2 separate regions of the Homo sapiens genome follow, and region 2 is linked to region 1. A link is a loop called in an ENCODE intact Hi-C map of the cell type or tissue named here. Cell type or tissue: prostate gland. All regions are shown on one strand. Links, peaks and the distances in the headings refer to the core of each region. The heading gives the core; the rest is flanking DNA.

The links. A loop is a pair of places that touch in the nucleus more often than their neighbours do. Peaks named below come from ENCODE experiments on the same cell type or tissue, not always from the same donor. Only the 100,000 strongest peaks of a DNase experiment are listed, where the experiment ranks them.
Region 2: it touches region 1 in a loop (2.2-fold over the local background); 4 of 110 quality-filtered maps call a loop at or near these places.

The regions. Positions count from the first base shown.
Region 1 is chr14:73,724,875-73,734,201 of GRCh38, reverse strand. MIDEAS (mitotic deacetylase associated SANT domain protein) reads left to right here. Exons shown (of 13, transcript NM_001367710.1): 4 at 4,217-4,562; 5 at 6,678-6,744; 6 at 7,230-7,372; 7 at 7,495-7,598; 8 at 8,094-8,169; 9 at 8,842-8,930. Among named protein-coding and RNA genes, the nearest start is that of PNMA1, 15 kb to the right of the region's middle. RefSeq lists a silencer at 5,165-5,234 and an enhancer at 9,194-9,327. In prostate gland, for the core only: CTCF peaks have their summits at 2,871 (motif pointing left) and 5,288 (motif pointing left); DNase peaks (open chromatin) are centred at 2,891 and 5,291; H3K27ac peaks cover 4,616 bases.
Region 2 is chr14:73,565,005-73,573,744 of GRCh38, reverse strand. ACOT2 (acyl-CoA thioesterase 2) reads right to left here and starts at 4,532. Exons shown (of 3, transcript NM_006821.6): 1 at 3,862-4,532; 2 at 155-357. The coding sequence starts at 4,504. It also overlaps a transcript of HEATR4 not described here and the pseudogene NT5CP1. RefSeq lists enhancers at 3,752-3,921, 5,116-6,315, 6,709-7,226. In prostate gland, for the core only: CTCF peaks have their summits at 2,640 (motif pointing right) and 4,545; DNase peaks (open chromatin) are centred at 3,799 and 4,514; H3K4me3 peaks cover 1,969 bases; H3K27ac peaks cover 2,255 bases.

The DNA.
Region 1 (9,327 bases), core at 576-8,575:
ACCATCCTGGCCAACATGGTGAAACCCCGTCTCTACTAAAAATATAAAAATTAGCTGGGCGTGGTGGTGTGCACCTGTAATCCCAGCTACTTGGGAGGCTGAGGCAGGAGAATCGCTTGAACCCGGGAGGCAGAGGTTGCAGTGAGCCAAGATCATGCCACTGCACTCCAGCCTGGGCAACAGAGCGAGACTCCATCTCACACAAAACAAAACATGTATCCTGGCTCACGCCTGTAATCTCAGCACTTTGGAAGGCCAAGGCGGGTGGATCACAAGGCCAGTAGTTCAAGACCAGCCTGGCCAACATAGTGAAACCCCGTCTCTACTAAAAATATAAAAATTAGCCGGGCATGATGGTGTGTGCCTGTAATCCCAGCTACTCAGGAAGCTGAGGCAAGAGAATCGCTTGAACCTGGGAGGTGGAGGTTGTAGTAAGCCAAGATCGTACCACTGCACTCCAGCTTGGGCAACAGAGTGAGACTTCGTCTCAAACAAAAACAGAAGAAAACATGCATCCTTGGCTTTTAGAAATCTGTTAGTACTTTTAGCTCTTCCTGGACAATGCAAAGTTCTTGTTTTTGTTTCTGGGTTTTTTGGGCGGGGGCAGGGGTTTGAGATGGAGTCTCACTCTGTTGTGCAGGCTGGAGTGCAGTGGCATGATCTCAGCTCACTGCAGCCTCCGCCTCCCAGGTTCAAGCGATTCTTCTGCCTCAGCCTCCTGAGTAGCTGGGACTACAGGTGCAGGCCACCACGCCAGCTAATTTTTTTGTACTTTTAGTAGAGATGGGGTTTCACCATGTTGGCCTGGCTGGTCTTGAATTCGTGACCTCAGGTGATCCACCTGCCTTGGCCTCCCAAAGTGCTGGGATTACAGGTGTAAGCCACCTCACCCGGCCCTGAATTACTTTAATCAGAGGTTGAAATGAGATGATTTGAAGCTAGGCTTTATTCCATATAAGGACCAGCCTATTTCTGATTCACCTTTATTCTGAATGAAAGTGAGTATCAGCCCTTTTTGGAGTCCCAATCCAAAGCCTGGGGGTTTGCCAAGCTCTCCTTCCTTGGCGAGCCCTAAACTTCAGCTTTGTTTTTTATTTTCTTTTTTTTTTGAGACGGGGTTTCGCCCTTGTGGCTCAGGCCGGAGTGCAATGGCTCAATCTCAGCTCACTGCAACCTCCGCCTCCTGGGTTCAAGCAATTCTCCTGCCTCAGCCTCCTTAGTAGCTGGGATTACAGGTGCCCACCACCACACCCAGCTAATTTTTTGTATTTTTAGTAGAGATGGGGTTTCACTATGTTGGCCAGGCTGGTCTCGAACTCCTGACCTCAGGCGATCCACCTGCCTCAGCCTCCCAAAGTGCTGGGATTATAGGCGTGAGCCACTGCACCCAGCCTTTTTTTTTTTTTTTTTTTTTTTGAGAGGGAGTCTCACTGTGTCACCCCGGCTAGAGTGCAGTGGCATGTTCTCCACTCACTGCAACCTCCGTCTTCTGGGTTCAAGGAATTCTTCTGCCTCAGCCTCCTGAGTTGCTGGGATTACAGGCGCCCACCACCATGCCCAGCCAATTTTTGTATCTTTAGTAGAGATGGGGTTTTGCCATGTTGGCCAGGCTGGTCTCCAACTCCTGACTTCAGGTGATCCACCCACCTTGGCCTCCCAAAGTGCTGAGATTACAGGCGTGAGCCACCACACCTGGACAAACCTCAGTTTTTATTGTGTCAGTTCCTTAAATTTCTTAAAAGCTCTTCTCAGTTTCTCAGCCTCTCAGTTGCCTTTTCCAGTAATAGCATTCACCTCTAGGGAAAACGCAGCTTCAAATACTGGGCTCACCTCTTTAGCTTTCTTTTTTTTCACCTAGATCTTGGCTCTTTAATTCTTTGCCAACCTATTTGTCCTCTGATATCTTCAGAAATGTGTTTTGCACATCGAGTCCAGATTTTCTGGTTATTCTCAGCTGGAGAGTTGGCCTGCATGCCTCTAATAGGCAGGGGAGCGTCACAGTCTCTGCTCTCTGGGTTCTTGTTCTCTGGTTGAGGAAAAGTTTGTGGTAGAGGCTGGAGGCCTGGGCAGCTTGTTCTGAGACAGGAAGGAGCCTGAGCAGCTCCACAGCTCAATGCCTCTATTTTATAGATGAGGAGCTAGGTCCAGAAAAGACAAGAGACTGACCTAAGGTCATACAGCCAAGTAATGGTAGAGCTAGCCCTAGAATTTGGATCTCCTCAATCCCTGCCTGTGAGTACTTGTACTACACCAGGCTTTGGGGGGAGGTTTGTGTTTTGTTATTTGTTTATTTCATTCATTATTTATTATTCTTTGTACTACAGATACTTTCTTTCATGCATAAAAGTAGAGAGGAGTATAATGAATGCCAGTGTTTAGCCATCACCCAGATTTCACAGTTATCAAAACATAGCCAATCTTGTTTCACCTGTGCCTCTGCTTCTCCATGCCACTGGGTTATTTTGAAGCACATCCTGAGACATCGTGTCATTCCATCCGTGTATACTTCAGTTTGTATCTGAAATACGTCAGGACTCTTTCTTCTCCAACATTATCTCAATAGCATTACCACACCTAAAAAATGAACATGACTATTTTTGTCAGATATTCAGAATAGTTTAAATCCCTTATTATAAAATTACAAATCATTACAGCTAGCTGATTTTTTGTTAGATTTCTTGTCAAGAAAGTTTGGGGGGCCTTTGGCTCCTGCATTTTTTTTTTTTTCTGTGCAATCATATTGTTTTCCTAAGGGAAGAAGAACGAACAGTTTCATTTCATCCCAATTTGTAGAAGGGAAAAGAGGGCACAGATGGGTGAAGGACATGGCCAGAGCCTCAGAGGGAGTCAGGGCCCTCTGCTGGAATGTGTTTATGGGAGCCAGAACCTTGGCAGGGAGACAGCTCATTATTTTAAGGCCCACTCTGTCAACATGGCCAACCTTACCTGTTGTACTGAGTACGCAGAGGGATAAACTGGGTGCTGCTCACCCTGTAGGGCTCCATTCTCTGCCTTTGAGATTATAGGAATCGAGCAAGGGAAGGCCTCTGTTCTCTTATAGTCCTGCTTTCTATTCTAGATAGAGGCCCATGAGGCGTACCTAGCAGGGAGAAGTAGGAGGGCTAACCTTTGGCAGTGTGCATGGGCTAGACTTTCCTAGTAGGATTAATACTATGAGAACAAAAGTTCTGCAAGGACAAGGACTGTCCATTCCATTTTTTTTTCTTTTTCCTTTTTGTTTTTTGAGACGGAATCCAGTTCTGTTGCCCAGGCTAGAGTGCAGTGGCACGACCTTGGCTCACTGCAACCTCCACCTCCCGGGTTCAAGTGATTCTCATGCCTCAGCCTCCTGAGTAGCTGAAATTACAGGCACCCGCCACCATGCCCGGCTAATTTTTGTGTTTTAGTAGAGGCAGGGTTTTGCCATGTTGGCCAGGCTGGTCTCGAACTCCTGACCTCAAGTGATCCCCTCCCCCCCACCTCGACCTCCCAAAGTGCTGAGATTACCACGCCCGGCCTTGTCCATTCCATTTTGTAGTCCCATGTCCAGCTCAGGTCTTAGCACGCAGTAGGAGCTTTCATCTAACGCAGAGCCTGGAGTTTAAGTAGTGATAACAGCCAATATTTACTGAGGTACCAGGTAATGTTCTCAGTGATTTCCTTGTATTAATTCATGCAGTCCTCATGGTTACCCCATGAAGTAGGCACTTACTAGGTAGGCACCATGTTATGAAGATGCACGGAAAGATTGAGTAATTTTCAGTGGCAATAAAGGTGGTAGGTCCCAACCCAAGAAGTCCAGCTCCAGAGCCTGGGCCCTGAACTACTGTACTCTCCTGCCCTGTCACACACTTTACAGCAGAGGTGGGGAACTGTGGTCTGGGGGCCAGATCCAGAGCTAAGAATGTGTTACAATTTTATACAGTTAGTTTTAAAAAGAAAAAGGGAAAGAAGAGGAATATGTAACAGAGATCACATGTGGCCCACAAAGCCTAAAATATTTACTCTCTGGCCCCTTACAGAAAAAGTTTGCTGACTTCTGCCCTAGAGGAGATGATAAAAAGGGCTTTTGGACCTGCTCCTTTTTTCAGGCTTGCCTTGGTGGGTGTGGTAGGCAGACTAAGTTCCAAAGGTGAGACTGGCAAGCTGTGGTTAAGACTTTACTTTCTCTGGGACACGGGGGGCTGAGCCGTCCTTGTTTTCTTTCCTTCTCCAGGCAGAGGACATGAATGTCAAGTTGGAGGGGGAGCCTTCCGTGCGGAAACCAAAGCAGCGGCCCAGGCCCGAGCCCCTCATCATCCCCACCAAGGCGGGCACTTTCATCGCCCCTCCCGTCTACTCCAACATCACCCCATACCAGAGCCACCTGCGCTCTCCCGTGCGCCTAGCTGACCACCCCTCTGAGCGGAGCTTTGAGCTACCTCCCTACACGCCGCCCCCCATCCTCAGCCCTGTGCGGGAAGGCTCTGGCCTCTACTTCAATGCCATCATATCAACCAGCACCATCCCTGCCCCTCCTCCCATCACGCCTAAGAGTGCCCATCGCACGCTGCTCCGGACTAGTGAGTGACCTCCCTCCGCGACCCTGGCAGGAGCGGGGCTGGGGCACTGGGCAGGGAGGCATCTCAGCCTGTGGGGCTGCTGGGGATTGGGCTGGAACACTCTGGGAGAAGGAGCTCTGCTCTGTCTTCTCTGAGATTGAGAAGGAGGTTGTCCTGGTTCAACAAGGAGGGGTGGGGGGCCCGCCCAGCTGCTTGGATTCAAATCTCAATTCTACCATTTACTATTACATCCACTTTTGCAAGTCACTTCAACTCCCTGGGCCTCAGTTTTTTCAGTATTAAGATGGGGATATTAGTATTACTTGGTTGATGATGAAACTGCCAATATTCAACTATTTTTGGATTCACAAATAGTAGTTTCCTTTGGTTCAACCTAATAGCCACTTCCTAGGCTCAGGTGCATTAGCACACATAAAGCTGGAACATCATGCCCAGGCCATCCTGTTTGCTCATAGTCCTTTGTGGCAGATCTAGTCTCTGGGGCTCTCGAACAGTCTTTTTGGCCAAAAGCAGACATTCTGGAAATATTGGGCTGGCTTGGGGTGATGTACTGCTGAAAAATGTTGCCCACTCCATAAAGAGATCCATTTCCTCTGCAAAATGGGATAATCCAATCCCTTAGGGTGGTAGAGAGGATTAAGTGGAAGTAGCTAGCTTATAGATGCCTTTGGCCAATTAACCTTTGACTGTGACCTCACCCATGGTGTAGCTCTCTGGTGCCCCCTGGTGTCTGTGGATGCAAAATGTTTGCCCTAGGCTGGCCAGCCTTCTGTACTGCTTCCTGGGGAGGCTTCTCCCTGGCTAGGCTGTGTAGGAAGAGGAAGTCATTGTAGAGATCAGACTGGCAGCCAGCGAGAGGTCAGTCTGTCCACGAGTATCTACCGAACACTCGGGCGTAAGGCCTTGTACTGGGTCCTGTGAGGGCTCCAAGAATGTACAGGACACCATGGTCTGTTCTATAGAGAATGCAAGGTCATTAGGGAGTTGACATGAAAGCCTTGGAGTTGAAAAAACAGAGGTTCCCGGTAGTGTGGGATCTGCAGCCAGTGAGCAAAGCCCCAGCAGCTAGCCTGGGATGGTGAGGACTGTATTCAAGAGGGGTGGGGCCAGAGCTGAGCCGCAGCGATGGAGGAGGGCGGGGGGCAGGGAGGACACACCAGGCGGAGGAAATGACTGGTGCAAAGGCCTGTAGATGGGACCGTGCAGGGAGAGTGAGGGGTTGGGAGGTAAGCAGTCAGCTAGGATGCAGGTCCAGGCACATGGGTGGTGGGAGGTACAAATGGAAGCGGAACCGCCTTGAACCCTGAGGGGAGGGTTGCAGGTTTTATCTCACATTGCAGGAGGGAGTCAGTAAAGAGCAAAGATTTTTTTTTTTTTTTTTTTTTAAGCAAAGGAGTGTTTTGATCATGTGGGGCCTTAAGAAGACCAACTTGGGCCTGGGCACGGTGACTCACACCTGTAATTCCAGCTACTTGGGAGGCTGAGGGAGGAGAATTGCTTGAACTTGGAGGTTCAACTCCTTGAGCCGAGATCGCACCACTGCACTCCAGCCTGGGCGGAGACAGAGTGAGACTTTGTCTCAAAAAGCAACAACAACAACAACAAAAACAAAAAAAAAACTAGCTTGGGAGAAACTGAGGCAGAAAATCCAAAGAGGAAGTGAGACGATAACTATAAAACAGCGATCCCCTTCACCACCTCCCTAGTGTGCTCAAAGTTTCAGTCTCTTTACTAGAAAACCACAGCTTTATGTTGGAGTTAGTGTTGGAGCTTCTGGGGGCAAGGATATGGCTTTGGTAGTAGAAGCAGTAATAATAATCTTTATCGAGTGCCAGGCTCTGTGCATTATTTTATCCAGTTCTCACATTAACCGTAGGAGACAGGTAGTGATAGCCCCTTTTGGTGAGTGTGAAAACTGAGGCACCCAAATATTTAGTGAAGGGCCTGCGTTTTCGTAGGTGACAGGCTGCAGAGCCAGGACTCAGGTGCCTGTGTTCCCTGCGTGAGCTCTGTGTGTCACCACTGTGACTCTTGCACATACAGGGCAGCCACTAGGATTGGGGGTGCTTTGCTGAAAGGGGGGTGCTATTTATCAACCTGCTCTTTGTCCCATAGACAGTGCTGAAGTAACCCCGCCTGTCCTCTCTGTGATGGGGGAGGCCACCCCAGTGAGCATCGAGCCGTAAGTGCAGCCCTGCCCCTGGCCGAGGGGTGTGGGTGGCCACACTGGTGCAGTGTGTGCAGGTGGGCCCTGGGAGCAACAGGAGGGTTCCGTGGGGCCTGCAGAGGGCTGAGAGGGCCTCCTTGAGCTTCTGTATGTGGCCCTGGGCTTTGCTGTCCCCGCCCTGCCTCTGTGTGGAAGTTGCAGGGAAGGGCAAGGACCGGCTCAGCTTGAACTTATCTCTAGGAGAGTTGAAAGGGGGGTCCAGAGGCTCTTTCCCATCTGTAAACCTGCAGCTGCTTCTCCCCTCTCCAGCCTCTGGACCTTGCCTTTCTGGTGGTGCCAGGTCAGGCTGTCCTCCCAAGCCCCTAGAAGCCAGACTCCCTACACCTAGCTGAGGCCTTGCTCTGCCGGCTCCCCCTCATCTTCTTCCCACCCTGAGGGATCATCAAGTTCTCCGTCCCCGCAAGGTGAGGCCTCACTTCCTGCCCTTTTCACTCCTCTAGACGGATCAACGTGGGCTCCCGGTTCCAGGCAGAAATCCCCTTGATGAGGGACCGTGCCCTGGCAGCTGCAGATCCCCACAAGGCTGACTTGGTGTGGCAGCCATGGGAGGACCTAGAGAGCAGCCGGGAGAAGCAGAGGCAAGGTGAGGAGGGGCCTGGGGGCAGCAAGTGAGGGCAGGCACATGGGTGGGCCAGGCCTCACCCTGCCCAGCCCCGCCCTGAACGTGGTTTCCTCCCCTCCCTCCTCATGCTCCTGTGGATCCAGTGGAAGACCTGCTGACAGCCGCCTGCTCCAGCATTTTCCCTGGTGCTGGCACCAACCAGGAGCTGGCCCTGCACTGTCTGCACGAATCCAGAGGAGACATCCTGGTGAGAAGGCAACCCCAGCAGAGGGAGGGCCCCTCAGTGGGGGCTGGCTTGGATCCATGTCTGCTGCTCAGGACCTATGGCTGCTGGCATGCACATTTGAGGCCAGTAGGAGGGTCTGACTAAGGAAGGGGCTGTAGGGGCTTGACCCAAGGGAGCCCTAGTTTCAGACCCCGGGTTTTGCTGTGCAGTGTCCTCCTGTCCATTCCCATCCCTGATTCTGGGTCAGTGGACTCAGACTGGATGGTTGCTGAGAGCCTTCTCCAGCAGTGCTGCCTCCCTTGGGGCCATGGACTCTCTTAAGAGGACCTGAGGTCTGTTTTCTGGGCAGCCCCACCCCCTGTGATCTCACCACCCCAGTGGACCCCTTATCTCTCAGCAGTTAAGGGGGCAAGAGTAAGTGTCCACCCTACTCGGGATTTTATCAGGGCCTAGAATGCTCCGTCCACCACCGACACCCCTGTCAGTGCCCTGACCCTTCCCTCACTTCCCCTCCAGGAAACGCTGAATAAGCTGCTGCTGAAGAAGCCCCTGCGGCCCCACAACCATCCGCTGGCAACTTATCACTACACAGGTGGGCCTGGCTGCGGTGGGCATGGTGCCTGGAGCCTCAAGAGGTCTCCAGCATCCATGGGGCCCTGCTCAGTGCTGAGTCACAGCCCTGGGTGGGGGCGGGAGGAGGAGGGTAGATAAGCCAAGAGTCAGAGTGAGGGAACTGCCACCAAAGCTGGGGTAGCTCTCCAGGGGTTTCCTGTGCCCTGGAGGGGAGGGGAGAAGGGAGTGGGCAGGTGGGAGACCATCCAGGCAAAAAAGCCCAGGCCACAAGGACAGGAACCCATGGAGAGCCATCCAGATTGGCATCAGGTACCTGGAACTTAGCCCCAGGAGTGCATGTCCTGTTCTGGTCACTTTAAGAAGGACATGGACCGAGTCACATAATCCTAACAGCCAATGTTTTCCATGCATGTTAGTGCTACATTTCATCTGCACCAGGCAGAGCACCAAGGGTTTCACATGCATTATCTTATTTAATCCTCACCACAGCTGGTGAGCTAGGTGATATTAGTTTCCATTTCACAAGCAAGGGAGCGAGGCTGTGAGGCACATGGAAGTGGGACGAGGAGCCGGCTCTGATGCCTGCAGAAACCATGGGCGGATGGCCTCACACTTTTTTGCTTGTCAAAATTGCCCTGCAGTGGCCAGGGCCCTGCCCACCTCACTCCCTGGCTGCCTCTTTGCCCCATAGGCTCTGACCAGTGGAAGATGGCCGAGAGGAAGCTGTTCAACAAAGGCATTGCCATCTACAAGAAGGATTTCTTCCTGGTGCAGAAGCTGGTGAGCTGGGCTCTGTTTCAGGGCAAATGAGGGCCAGGAGCTGCCTGTGTGACTTTGGGGCTCCCTCTGCCAGTGACCAATCCCTCTTAAAAAGCAGTCAGGTCAATGCTACTGAGTAGCCTCAGAGAGAATTTCCTAAACAATACAAGAAAGAGAAAGATAGGTCTCTTTTCCCTTTTGGTTCTAAGCATCCTTTCCTCACTTCAGGGTAGGGTGGCCAAGCTCTGGGGTCTCAATCCAGAAGGAGGCCTAAGTGGGCATCAGACTTAAAATAGGCAGGAGGAAGATGCGGAGGAGGGTGGCAAGTAGAGGTGAGCCATTCCCCAGAGGAAGATGCAGGGGGAGGGCACCCTGGGGTGAAGGCCACTGAGAGCCAGCAAGTGCCTGCGGAGCTGAC
Region 2 (8,740 bases), core at 79-8,078, 160 kb after region 1:
AAAAAAGAAACTGTCTATAAGAAGTGACTAAAAAAGGTAGTGTGTGTTGGGGTAGGGAATGGCTGTCATGAATGAGCTAACTTCTGTGAAAACCCAGACCATTTAAGAAGAGACCTGATACATCATAGCCCATAAATCTGAAAGAAGAACTAACCTCGGGATGACTGAGCAAGTAGTTCATGGCTTCTTCAAAGTACTCCAGATGGAGCGTCTCCATGGTCTTGGGGAGGTCTTCATAGTTATAATAAGCCAGAGCCATCACAGCAAAACCCTTCCCAGCCAGCAGACTAGCCCGATACTCCAGCAGGCCACCTCCAGTTCCGAACATGTCCACAATCCCAGGAAAGGGCCCAGGTTCTTGGGAAGAAACAAAACAAAATGCAAAACTAAGCTATTCCTGAAACAGTTGGATGGTTTAAGTTAAACATATACTTACCACACATGTGACCCAGCAATCCCACTCCTAGGTATCTACCCACGAGAAATGAAAACCTGTTCGTCCAGAAACCTCTGGCAAGTGTTTATAGTGACTTTACTCGTTGTAGCCAAAGACTGGAAACAACCCAAATGTCCTTTAACTGGTGAATGAATCCATTTAATGGTGCACCACCAAGAAACAAAAAGAAAGACTGCTACATAGAAGAGCACAAATTCCTCTCCAGTGCACTCAACAGAATGCACTTACTCAACGGAGACAGACTCAAAAGGCTACTCATTCTGAATGACTCCACTTACTGATATTTTTATCATTTACATTAAAGGTTTTGTGTTTCACACAAAATTAAATAGTAATAATGCAGGCTGGGTCCGGTGGCTCACGCCTGTAACCCCAGCACTTTGGGAGGCTGAGACGGGTGGATCACCTGAGGTCAGGAGTTCGAGACCAGCCTGGCCAACATGGTGAAACCCCATCTGTACTAAAAATACAAAAATTAGCTGGGTGTGGTGGCGGCCACCTGTAATCCCAGCTACTCGGGAGGCTGAGGGAGGAGAATCGCTTGAACCCGGGAGGTGGAGGTTGCAGTGAGCCAAGATTGTGCCACTACTCCAGCCTGGGCGAAAGAGCGAGACACTGTCTCAAAAAAAAAAAAAAAAAAAAAAAAAATGCAAACACCTTACAGGCAACACTTTTAAGACATAGTTCAGTGCTGATACCCGCAAACCATCAACGTCCCACAGACCCCTGTGCCCTTTCCTCTCTTTCCAGTATCCTGGACTTTCTGTGTATCACTCTTGGTTTTCTTCATAGTATTACCACTTAGATTATGTACCTTAATATTTTATTTTGCCTAGTTTTTGAATTGTATCTAAATGGAATGATACTGAATGTGTTCTCCTAGGGTTTGACTGTTTCACTCAACAGTGGTTTGGAGATTCATCCATGTTGATTCTTTTTTTTTCTTTTCTTTTGTATATCTTGATAGATGTTGATTCTTGTAGCTGTAGTTCAATCACTTTGACTGCTGGAAATATACCTCAATTTATTAATCTGTTCTATTGTTGATGGACATTTGGACTGTTTCCAGTTGACTTTGCTCTTTTTTTAAATTAATCCAGACTGCTCATCTGGCCTCTTATAAGGAATATGCCTCCTGGTGCACATGTACAAGTAGAATAACATATTTAACTTTGTAAGTTAAGACAAATTGTTGCCCAGAGCAGATGAATATGTTGCTCCTTCTAGCAGTGAGTTTCATTTCCTCCACATACTGGTCAGCAATTGATAATGCTAGCTTCTAAAAGTGGGCCACTTCTGAGGGTGTGAAATGTACTCTGTTGTTTTATTTTGCATTTCTTTGATTATTAATAAGGATAAGCATCATTTCATTTTTACACTGGCTGATTGCTCTTTATGTAATATAAAAGTATCCAGTAACCTCAAATTTCCATTTGACAGGAAGAGGTTTTCCTATTGTAAATGCTAATTTACATAAATCTTAACATACTGTGCGAATTCAAAGAAAAGTTGCAAAAATGAGAAACTTTTAAAGAACATTTCTGGGCCCCATACCCCTAGGATCCCGAGAAACCCCAGTGCCCCGGCAGCGATGAGCACAGCCCACGCGTGTGCTGATGGACAGGGACCGCGTGCTGGCAGCTTCCAGACGGCCTCCTGCGGGGCTTCAGCCGCCCCTTCTCAGGGAGCTGCATGTGACACTGCAGCAGCACCGCAGCTTCCTGGTCTGGAAGCAGTACCTCACCCTGCTGCCGGACCTGGTGGATAAAGTGGCCCACGGGTGTGAAGCCCAGGCTTTTCCCTAGTCTTGAAGCCCAACCCCGGAGGACCTTGCAAGAGATGAAGCACATGCAAAACACCGAGGTCTTCACACTGCACCAGCCCCTGCCAAAGTATGACCACTGTGTGGGTGAGAAGCACCGCTGGGTAGGGCAGCACCTGGAGCCCCAGCTTGTGGAGTGAATTATCCTGACAATGGACAAGACCGTGGTCTTTGGGGACTTGCTCACTGATGACAAAGATACCATTCGAGGCCAAGAGGAGAGGCCACAATAGTACCTGGTCCTGCCATGCATAGGGACGCGGCTGCTCTCCTGGAATGGTAACAGGGAGATCATAGCCAGCCAGCGGGGAGCTAGGCAGCAGGAACGAACAGGCCCTGCAGGGGGCAGCAGCTGCAGCTGGAGCAATGGTGGGCGGGCAGGCACCAAAACCTCTGCACTGTCACAGGCCCAGCCACCTGGCACCTCCTAGCTGCCATGGAAATACAGTGAGAAAACCAGTCGGAATTCTTATTTAAAAAAAAAAAAAAGTGGCTTCCTAGTCAATACATAAATAAGAACATTAAAAAATTGAAACTACCTGAATTTTTTTTTTTTTTTTTTAAGATAGAGTCACTCTTGTCCCCCAGGCTGGAGTGCAATGGCATGATCTCAGCTCACTGCAACCTCTGCCTCCCGGGTTCCAGCGATTCTCCTGCCTCAACCTCCTAAGTAGTTGGGACTACAGGCATGCACCACCACGCCTGGCTAATTTTTCTATTTTTAGTAGAGATGGGGTTTCACCATGTTGGCCAGGCTGGTCTCGAACTCCTGACCTCAGGTGATCCGCCGGCCTCGGCCTCCCAAAGCGCTAGGATTACAGGCGTTAGCCACCGCGCCCGGCCTGTTTTGTTTTTAATATAAGTGTCTTTTTCCTTTCCTTACAATGTCTTTTTTTTGAGACGGAGTCTCGCTCTGTCGCCCAGGCTGGAGTGCAGTGGCGCGATCTCAGCTCACTACAAACTCTGCCTCCCGGGTTCACACCATTCTCCTGCCTCAGCCTCCCGAGTAGCTGGGACTACAGGCGCCCGCTACTACGCCCAGCTACTGTTTTGTATTTTTAGTAGAGACGGGGTTTCACCGTGTTAGTCAGGATGGCCTCAATCTTTTGATCTCGTGATCTGCCCGCCGAGACTTCCCAAAGTGCTGGGATTACAAGCGTGAGCCACTGCGCCTGGCCCTTACAATGTCTTTTAACTGAGCACTAGGTTTGAGGGACCTCTCAGTTTTGGAGCGGCAGGGACACTTCCCCAATCAGCTTTCCATTCCATTCCTGTTTCTTTACACTAACCTCCGGAAGGTTGGAAGCTACATCCCTTCTTCGTGTGAAAAGGGCAGGGACGGAAAAAAAAAAAAAGTGTAACTCCCCTCAAAGTGCCGGGCGCGGTGGCTCACCCTGTAATCCCAGCTCTTAGGGAGGCAGAGGCGGGAAGATAGCTGGAGACCAGGAATTCGAAACCTGCCTGGGCAATATAGCCCGGGGGCGCGGCGGGGGGGCATACACATAAGCGAAAAGCGTGGGGCGGGGGAGACACACAAAGTGAAAGGCGAACGAACACGGAACAATTAGCGGAGGTGAGTCACCTGGCGGCAGGAAGAGCGTGCCTCGCACCCGGCCCACGCGCACCGGCTCGCGCCGCACCCCGGGCGGGAGGAAGTAGCGCTCGTGCCGCGTCTGGCACAGCAGCCGCCCGGGGTCGGGGTCGTGGCCATCCAGCACCTCCAGCTCCACGGCCAAGGGCGTTCGCACGTCGCGCTTCACCAGCCGCACCAAAGGTTTCTCGGGCTCCAAGGCCCAGAGCAGCCCCATGGGCTCAAGCCCCGCGAAGCTGCCGCCCAGCGCGGGCGCGCGCTCCAGGTCCAGCTCGCCAAGAGTGTCGGCGCGGTAGCGCGCGTGGGCCTGGAAAAGCGCGCCCTTCTCGTCGCGCAGGGACGCGCGCAGCGTGACCGGCTGCTCCGGGGCTAGGCCGCGCACGGCGATTCGCACCGGTTCGTCCCAGCAGCAGCGGCCCGCAGGCTCCAGGATCAGCGTCGCCGCCATCCGAGCAGGAACCCTAATGATCTGACCAACCTGCCTCAGCTGTGGAGACCCCAGGAACTGCGCCGAACTCTTCAGGCTCCATTGGTACAGCCGGGACGCTCGAAGGACAGCAGGAGATGAGGCCATTTTGAATTCAGACCTGAGAACAACTGAATGGGGGTGGGGAGAAAGAAGCTTGTTAGACATCCTCTCGGGCTGCCGTCGCAGGCTAAGCGCCCACTAGGGCAGAGCTGTCTGCTAACGTGAGCGGGGAAGGCCAGAGTCCAGCCGATCAGCCAGACCAAATATAGACACACTGGAACTTGCTTAAAGTCTCCTGTGTTGAAACCTCCACTTTATGTTGGAAAGCTACTTCCTAGGTTTGCTTTTCAGAAGCTTGCTGGCCTGCGGAATGGGCTGGACCAGGGCTGGTTCTTAAAGAACCAGGCAGCTAGCAGTCTCCAGGCTCCAAACTCCTGATGGCGAAGAGGAATGCAGAGCTGGAGTTAGTTTTGATCACTTTGTTGAATAATTCACACTCATTACTAATCTTAGGGCTTTTCTTTCAAAATCTGCACCATGGTGTTTTGCTTTTGTGTTCTCTGTATATGCCTATCCTCCACATCAATCCCACATCGAAGGGTGCTGGCTTCTTACTAGCTGTGTGACCTCTGAGCTTCATTCCTTACAAGTGTAAAAATAGCCAAATGGGGTAATAGGTAGTAATTTCTCAAACTCCTGACTTTGTAATCCGCCCGCCTCAGCCTCCCAAAATGCTAGGATTTACAGGCATGAGCCACCGCGCCCGGCTAATAGTTATTATTTTGTTTTACTGGTTTCTCAATTATTGTCCCAGTCAGGCAAGGGTTACTTTTTTTTTTTGAGAGACAGGGTCTCACTACATTGCCAGACTGGAGTACAGCGGCAGTTTACCATCACTGCACTTACAAACCTCCAACTCCTGGTGCTCAAGCCATCTTCCTGACTCAGCCTCTCAAATACCTCAAAGGACTACCGGAGCTCCCCATGCATCGCGCTTTTTTCTACTTTTTCGTAAGCTATTGGTTTCACCAGAGGTGTGGTGTTTTTTTTTTTCATCACTTAAGCTTTAGGCCCCTGCCAAGCCCTTGTACCTGATTTTATAATTTCCTACCTGTGTAATTAGAGAAAGCTATAAATGTGTAGGCTTCAAACCCACAAAACCTGTGTTTGCCTCTGCTCCTAATAAGGCTGTCCTCAAGGTAAGCCTTTTTATCTCGTTCCAAATCTCTCATGTCCCACGTCATTAATCATACAATTCCCTGTCAGTTCTAATTACCTTTGTATAACACCTCAAGTATGTTCTGTGCCTAGAACTCTCAGGAAGTAAGAAGGCAAATAATTCTGTGTCTGGAATTGGTTCCTTCTGGTGGATTCTTGGTCTCGCTGACATCAAGAATGAAGCCGCAGACCCTCGCAGTGACTGTTACAGTTCTTAATACAGTTCTGAAAAGTAGTGTGTCTGGAGTTTGTTTCCTCTGATGTTCAGATGCGTCCGGAATGTGTTCCTTCTGGTGGGTTCATGGTCTCGCTTCTCACCGACTTCAAGAGTAAAGCCACAGACCTTCAAGGTGAGTGTTACAGCTCATAAAGGCAGCAGGTCCAGAGTTGTTTTTCTTGTTCCTCTCAGTGGGTTCATGGTCTTGGCTTCAGGAGTGAAGCTGTATACCTTCACGGTGTTACAGCTCTGAAATGCAGTATGGACCCAAAGAAGGAGCAGTAGCAAGGTTTATTGTGAAGTACAAAAGAACAAAGCTTCCATCAGCCTGGAGCGGAACTCACGCAGGTTACCACTACTAGCTGGGGTGACCAGCTTTTATTCCCTTATTTGGCCCTGCTCATGTCCTGCTGATTGGTCCATTTTACAGAGCGCTGATTTTCCATTTTACAGAGTGCTGATTGGTTCGTTTTACAAAGTGCTGATTGGTTCGTTTTTACCCAGTGCTGATTGGTGCGTTTACAAACCTTTAGCTAGACACAGAGTGCTGATTGGTGCATTTACAATCCTTTAGCTAGACAAAAAAGTTCTCCAAGTCCCCACCCAACCCAGAAGCCCAGCGGTCTTCACCTCTCAATAGTAGCTAATGGTTAATACTTACAAGAACCCTATCAGTAAATTAAGGCCCAGAGAATTTAACTGATTTTCTGAAGATCACACAGCTAGAAAGTGGAAGTTGGGCAAGATGGCTCACGCCTGTAATCCCAGTTTACTTGGAGGCTGAGGTGGCAGGGTTGCTTAAGGCCAGGAGTTTCGCACCAACCTGGACAACATAGCAAGACCCTGTCTCTAAAAAGAAAAAGGGGATGGGCGCGGTGGCTCACACCTGTAATCCCAGAACTTTGGGAGGCTGAGGCGGGTGGATCATGAGGTCAGGAGATCGACACCATCCTGGCTAACACAGTGAAACCCCATCTCTACTAAAAAAAAATACAAGAAATTAACTGGGCATGGTGGCAGGCACCTGTAGTCCCAGCTGCTCCAGAGGCTGAGGCAGGAGAATGGCGTGAACCCCAGAGGTGGAGCTTGTGAGAGGTGACAGCGTGCTGGCAGCCCTCACAGCACTTCCTCTGCCTGGGCTCCCACTTTGGCGGCACTTGAGAAGCCCTTCAGCCCACCGCTGCACTGTGGGAGCCCCTTTCTGGGCTGGCCAAGGCCGGAGCCGTCTCCCTCAGCTTGCAGGGAGGTGTGGAGGGAGAGGCGCAAGTGGGAACTGAGGCTGCGTTCCGCACTTGCGGGCCAGCTGGAGTTCCAGGTGGGCATGGGCTTGGTGGGCCCCACACTCGGAGCCGCCAGCTGGCCCTGCCAGCCCCGGGCAATGAGGGGCTTAGCACCTGGGCCAGCGGCTGCGGAGGGTGTGCTGGGTCCCCCAGCAGTGCCGGCCCACTGGCGCTGTGCTCAATTTCTCGCTGGGCCTTAGCTGCCTTCCCACGGGAAAGGGCTTAGGACCTGCAGCCCTCCATGCCTGAGCCTCCCCCCGCCTCCGTGGGCTCCTGTGCAGCCTGAGCTTCCCTGACGAGCGCCGCCCCCTGCTCCACGGAGCCCAGTCCCATTGACCACCCAAGGGCTGAGGAGTGTGGGCTCACGGTGCGGGACTGGCAGGCAGCTCCACCTGCAGCCCCAGTGCACGATCCACTGGGTGAAGCCAGCTGGGCTCCTGAGTCTAGTGGGAACTTGGAGAACCTTTATGTCTAGCTAGGGGATTGTAAATACACCAATCGGCACTCTGTATCTAGCTCAAGGTTTGTAAACACACCAATCAGCACCCTGTGTCTAGCTCAGGGTTTGTGAATGCACCAATCAACACTCTGTATCTAGCTACTCTGGTGGGGACTTGGAGAACCTTTGTGTCAACACTCTGTATCTAACTATTCTGGTGGGGACGTGGAGAACTTTTGTGTCTAGCTGAGGAATTGTAAACGCACCAATCAGTGCCCTGTCAAAACAGACCCCTGGGCTCTACCAATCAGCAGGATGTGAGTGGGGCCAGATAAGAGAATAAAAGCAGGCTGCCCTAGCCAGCAGTGGCAACCCGCTGGGGTCCCCCTTCCACACTGTGGAAACTTTGTTCTTTCGTTCTTTGCAATAAATCTTACTGCTGCTCACTCTTTGCGTCCACACTGCCTTTATGAGCTCTAACACTCACCACCAAGGTCTGTAGCTTCACTCCTGAAGCCAGCGAGACCATGAACTCACCGGGAAAAACGAACAACTCCAGACACGCCGCCTTAAGAGCTGTAACACTCACCACGAAGGTCCGCAGCTTCAGTCCTAAGCCAGCGAGACCATGAACCCACCAGAAGGAAGAAACTCCGAACACATCCGAACATCAGAAGGAACGAACTCTGGACATGCCACCTTTAAGAGCTGTAATGCTCCCGTGAGGGTCCACGGCTTCATTCTTGAAGTCAGTGAGACCAAGAATCCACCAATTCTGGACACACTTGCAGTGAGCCGAGATTGGGCCACTGCACTCCAGCCTGGGCGACTGAGCAAGACTCCTCAGAAAAAAAAAAAAAAAAGGAAAAGAAAAAGGGAGAGGGTTCATACCTTTGAAATCTGATTCTCAAGCCTGGGCTCTGAACAACTATGCTTTAACTGTCTCTCACATGATGTTGAAGAAGATTTAGAAAAGAAACTCATATATTGATGAATGTATAAACTGGTATGACCTTTTCATGGCAATCAGTGCAAAAATACTTAAAAGATCCCTTCTCTTTGACTCAGCTCCACGTCTAGGAATTTCTTTTAAGTAAACCTTAATGAATGTGTGTAAATATTTGGCTACAAGGATGCTTATCATATCATTTTAATAGAGAAAAAATTAGAAACAAGTGAGCAATATGAATTTGGTTTAACCAGTTTAATTGTGATGTCATAAATGAAATCAGTGTAGACATCTAAAG